Linked DNA regions of Homo sapiens: region 2 is linked to region 1. The links are chromatin contacts, found by Hi-C or POLR2A ChIA-PET in ENCODE. All regions are on one chromosome and are shown on one strand. The core of a region is the stretch at or near the end of the contact, and the rest is flanking DNA. Distances in the headings are between cores, read along the strand shown. Region 1 overlaps ZNRF2 (zinc and ring finger 2). Region 2 overlaps GARS1-DT (GARS1 divergent transcript).

Region 1 (2,700 bases), core at 57-2,556:
ACTTACATGATATTTATTCTAGACTACTAATTTGTTATTTTCAGTGACTTTTTCACTGCCTCTGAAATATTAAATTGAAAAATTACGGGTTTTTTCATTCTAGGAATTTTTACTGGTAAAGTTGTCATCATTGTTGCCTCCTTCCTTCCTGTCTTCCCTCATTTATTCTGTCCCTATAGTAGGTGCCTATTTAAATTTTTTGGTGTGATTCCCCCTCATCCATTCCTGCATATACTTACATAGTTAATGATCTTTCTCAGTTATATAATGTTACGAGTTACAGAATCTCTCATTACCTATGTCGGTCATACTGTTATCTTTTTTCTCAAATAGAAAAAAATAGAATGAAAGTTATTTCTCTTTTGTGAGCCTGTTGGTCAGTAGCCTGTCACACGAAGAATTTTTGTTTGAATTTGGAAATTGTTCCTTGGAGCAGGGAGAGTTTTCATTTTCATCCCAACTCTGGCTTCTTTCTGGTGCTTTCAGTGTCAGTGAGAGCAGCCTTCCTCCCTGCTCTGTTAGATTCACTTAGGTACTGCTGACTGCTTGGGCAGTTTAAGGATTAGAGGACATTGACCAAGTCCAGTGAAAAGAAATAAACCTTTTCCCAAATCAATGTGTTTTTCACCCTTTCCTTAGAACAATTAAAAAGAAAAAAAAATCCATGGTGGTACATGCTTGTAGTCTCATCTACTCTGGAGGCTGAGGCAGGAGAATCGCTTGAGCCCAGGAGGCAGAGGCTGCAGTGAGCTGAGATTGTACCACTGCACTCCAGCCCAAGTAACAGAGCAAGACTCTGTCTCAAAAAAAATAAAATAAAACAAAATAACTTCACACTTGCTGTTTCTTGATTTTCACATGGTTGGTTACATTACCTGAGGTTTCAGATGAATCTAGATTTATATTCTCCAGGATCCAGCAATTAGTCACAGTTATTTTAGTAGTTTAGGAGCAAGGTAAAGGGGATCAAGAAAGATTTCTCAGTTGTTCATGTTGCATAAGTTCTAATTTAGCCAGAGCTGCTGGTTCTTAGATACTTGATTTTTCTAAATATGTTAGAATTTTATGTTTTGCCTTAATATCTCAGGAATGGACATTTTAAATATTTTTCCTGTTCATACATACTTTTAATACTTCACCCACATATACTAATAAACATGCAAGCATTTATTGGTAAACTTGGCACATTTATATATTCAGTACTTTTTGGTTGAGTGGCTGACACGCACTTCCTGTATAAAGAAGTCAATACACTTAAAAATGTTAAAAAAAAAAAAAAAAAAAAGATCTGACTTCAGCTGAGTCACCAAAACCACAAGCAGTCAAAGTGCTCAAGTCAGTGGCAACAACAACCCATTGCTTTGGGGCATTTTCTCTGTTCATTGGCTCTTCACTTGTTGCTTGGTGTTTTCCTTAGTCTTCTGAGATCGGTTGCTTCATTAGTTGTTCAAAAAATATTTATTGAGCACTTAGAATGTGCAAAACACTATGCTGCATGCTGGGATAAGCTAAATCTACAAGGTCCCCTGCCCTCATAGAATTTACCCTGTTTCTTTAATACAGAGGTGGCAAAGGATTGGCCACATCTGACTCACAGCCATGTTTTATTTTGCTTACACAGCATCAGAAATGTTTTTTGAGCATTCACAAATGAGAATATTCATCTGAATACCTATATTTCCACCTGCTTTAATATACATCTGGCCACCCTGGGCCTTTATTTTCCCATGGCATTCTACTCGTAAAAGCAGCTGCCCCTTTTTGATAGGACTACATGTACCGGTTTGCTTCCATTCTCTAAAAATCCCTGAAACCAAGACCAAATTCAACAGGCATTTATTGTTACAATTGTACTATTCTTTTTTCTTATAAAATAGTTAAGATGAGCTGCATCTTTAGGCATCTGAGTTTGTGACCCATGCATACTGATTATAGTCAGCCTGCTAATTATCTCATAGCCTCTAGAAGAAGCAGAAGAGAAAAAGCCTTACTTACATACTTCACTTTCAACAAAAACAGTAGTAGATATGCACATTGTAATACTACTCCTCAAATTCATTCTAACAAAATGATATCGAATCCAGATTTATAAATGTAATGATAGTTCTGATGTAACATTTGATATTTATTGTTGTATGTTGTCATAGCTGTGTGAATTGGCATTTTCCAGCTTATTTCAATATTGCTGTAGTAAAATTTTGTTTACAATCAGCTAACATTTAGTGCCTTTTACACATTTTCACATTCATTAGATTTATTTTTAATCATCCGTATTAAAGACCATGTGAGATGTAGGTATTATCACTTGCAATTTATTTTATGAAAATGAGGCTCAAAGAGGTTTGTGACTTGTCCAAAGCTCAAGCCTGTTCTTTTTCCATGAGACTGCCTTCATTTGCATTATCTCCTAAGATCTTCACAAGGATCCTAAGAGACAGGTCAAGCAGGTTTTATCATTATTACCACTTAAGATTGCAGAAAACAAACTCAGACTCCCTTCTTGCGAATAATCACGTAGCTAGTGTTCAGAACATACCTGCTCTGTTCCAGGTATCTCACTAGGCATTTGAGAGGTATTATTTATTTCTACCACTACCCTGTGAGGTAGGTACTGTTATCCTGTTATATTCCATAATAAATTGGAAGAGTTGGAGTTTGAAACTAAACTGTAAATTAAAAAAAAAAAAATTGCTACGTATT
Region 2 (2,700 bases), core at 170-2,669, 220 kb after region 1:
TCTGTTCACCATCCATGGAAAATGTGCCTCATCTTGCACCACACACCAGTGGAAAAGGGAATTTTAGGAAAACTAGGACAAACAAAAGTTGAATAGTTAGAGCAGAGCCTCTAGTATGGGAAGAACAGTGCTTAAAAATTACAGAAATTGCAAAGTATAAAATAAATAGAACACACTATATGAAATGTAAAACTCTCATGCATCGTTTTCTAAAGAACAGTATCAAAAAGCAAACAATATGACTTCCTTGTTAGAAAACAATTTGGAAAAATGGGTCTTTTTTGCATTTTTGATACAATTTGCTTCAGTAATGCCACTGATCGCAATTTATTCTAAGGACGTGATTCTAAATGCACAAAAGGAGATTTATACATATGGATGTTGATTCAACTCTTCCCTCTCTCCACCCAGAGCAACCAGGCATGAGCTCATCCTCAAAGCTGGGCACACGGGGCCACTGTCCCAGGATGCTGGGTGCTTGGCCCTGTAAAGGATGAGGAAAGGAACAGCTTTTCATTGCAGACAGTGGGGTCCGATAAGGCTGTTCTGGCCACTAGATGGTGGTTGTGTTTATCGAAGACTACTGGATGCCTGCCAAATATCTGTGTTAGTCCATTTTCACACTGCTATAAAGAAATACCCAAGACTGGGTCACTTATAAAAGAAAGAGGTTTCATTGACTCACAGTTCCGCATGGCTGGGGAGGCCTCCGGAAACTTACAATTATAAGGTCATGCTTTGGCAGGAGAAAGAGAAGCAAGTACCTTCTTCACAAGGAAGCAGGAAAGAGAGAGGGTGCACAAAGGGGAAAGAGCCCCTTATAAAACCATCAGATCTCGTGAGAAACCCCTCACTATTATGAGAACAGCATGGGGCAAACCACCCCCATGATCCAATCACCTCCCACCAAGCCCCTCCCTTGACATGTGGGGATTACAATTGAGATATTGAGCTTGGAACGCAGGAGGCGATGCTTCTGCCCTCTTGACTCTGGTTAGAATGTGCATCAGGTGAATCCTGTTTAGTCCTGGTTGCTGAACCACAGAGGGAGTTGAACATACTGGAGCTTATCCAGGCAATATGACCGTCAGGAAACTGCATCACTGAGGAAGTTCTGAGGGAGTTGGAACTAGACAGTTTAAAGCGACGGCCGGACAAGCTAGTGTCTCCTAGGAGCCAATGGCTAAGGGCAGAGGGAGCAGAGGGGTTCTGTATGGCCCTGGAGTGCAGAGCAAGTATCGGTGAACCGAAGTTACAGGGAGGCAGATGTTTGTCTAAGACAAAGAATCTTCTCGGGGTCAGAGCTGTCCGTGTGGACCGGAAGCCTGGGGAGGGAGTGAACAGCACAACCTGAGAGAAGTTTGAGAGGAGGCTGAGGAGTTCCTCTGCTCCCCCAGGAAGTGTGGAGCAGAAACCACATCTCAGATGCCCGCAGGAGCCAGGTGAGTCATCAGGAGGAGTGGTACAGCTACAGGCACACACATTAGAAATTAAAACCAACAGCAGCATCAATAAATACTGTGCAGTCCAAGCAAAACCTGCTGTGGAGGTGGGATTCAGTGACGCCCAAACTCTGCCGTGGAAAGTGGACGGGGGAGTGTATTGGTTTCTTGGGGCTGCCGTAAGAAACAACCACAACTGGGGGGCCTAAACCACAGAAACTCACCGACTCACCGTTCTGGAGGCTGGAAGACCAAGATCAAAGTGTTGGCCGAGCCATGCTCCTGCTGAAGCCGCTGGGGGAGGCTCCGTGTAGTTTCTGGGAGCCCCAGGCATTTGTGGCGTGTGGCAGCATCTCTCCGATCTCTGCCTCCATCTTCACACGGCGGTCTCTGCTCTGTGTGTGTCCAGATTTCCCTCTTCTTAATAAGGACGCTTGTCCCACTGGGTTCAGAGTCCACCCTACTCCAGCATGAGCTCATCTTCATTTAATTAAATGCATCTGCAATGACCTTTCCTGAATTAGGTCATACCCTGGGGTGACTTTCTCTTTTTGGGGGACACAATTCAGTTCCTAACAGGGAGTCTGAAGTCCACCCTGCTGGACACTTGTCAGCCTGGAACAACACCTCGCTTTGGAGGGGCTTTTGGCTTATGCGTGGGTTTTTGCCTGTCTCATATTCCTTGCTTGAGTAAGCTTCCTCCTTCCCACCAAACTGCGAGGTCCCAGCACCATTTAGTGGCTGAACCACCTTCTCTCTGCAGAAGAGGAATAGGGCATCTGGGATGCCGTAAGTAAGAGCTGAGAGGGGCTTGGAGGACCTCTCTGAGGTCCCTCTCCGGGGGCGGGACCTCTTCTGCTTGGAACCCTCTGGCTCAGAGGCAGGCACTGAAGGCTTCTGGAGGCAGAACCTGTGCATAGCTCCCACACAGCCCTGGCCTTGCTCAGCTGTTGATTTGTGGGTAGCTGCTGCCCTCTGCTGGACAGAGTGAAACGTGCTCTCCTTCCATTTCCTAGGACTCTTGTCTCCCTATCACAAGTTCCATTTCCTTCCTAGGACTCTTGTCTCCCTATCACCAGTTCCATTTCCTTCCTAGGACTCCTGTCTCCCTATCACAAGTTCACAAACTCACAGAGCAGAAAAGGGCCAGAAGGTCGGCAGGCCCAGCCCCATTATTCAGAGGCGGATACTGAGGCCAGAGAGGGGAAAGGCCTTGTTTAAGGTCACACAGATAGTTAGAGTAGGAGCTGGGACTAGA

What was found. A loop is a pair of places that touch in the nucleus more often than their neighbours do. ChIA-PET counts read pairs that join two places held with the same protein, here RNA polymerase II (POLR2A). Pooled maps may share reads with other maps.
Region 2: a map of naive thymus-derived CD4-positive, alpha-beta T cell shows a loop between it and region 1 (2.9-fold over the local background). The contact joins two enhancer-like sites. A Hi-C loop is called at or near these places in 3 of 168 maps with a recorded cell type or tissue (CD4-positive, alpha-beta T cell, CD4-positive, alpha-beta memory T cell and naive thymus-derived CD4-positive, alpha-beta T cell), 3 of 37 single-sample maps with no recorded cell type and 11 of 50 pooled maps. POLR2A ChIA-PET finds 5 or more read pairs at or near these places in 2 of 52 experiments (Panc1 and activated T-cell).

The regions. Positions count from the first base shown.
Region 1 is chr7:30,346,910-30,349,609 of GRCh38, forward strand. The region is part of intron 2 of ZNRF2 (zinc and ring finger 2); the gene reads left to right. Among named protein-coding and RNA genes, the nearest start is that of LINC01176, 43 kb to the right of the region's middle. RefSeq lists a silencer at 1,244-1,538. Within about 2 kb of position 1,307, at least 14 of the 41 ENCODE cell types and tissues checked have a DNase peak (open chromatin) inside an H3K27ac peak, as active enhancers do.
Region 2 is chr7:30,562,057-30,564,756 of GRCh38, forward strand. GARS1-DT (GARS1 divergent transcript) reads right to left here. Exons shown (of 7, transcript NR_038889.1): 4 at 1,675-1,942; 5 at 1-72. Among named protein-coding and RNA genes, the nearest start is that of GARS1-DT, 14 kb to the right of the region's middle. RefSeq lists an enhancer at 2,523-2,572. Within about 2 kb of position 1,420, at least 7 of the 41 ENCODE cell types and tissues checked have a DNase peak (open chromatin) inside an H3K27ac peak, as active enhancers do.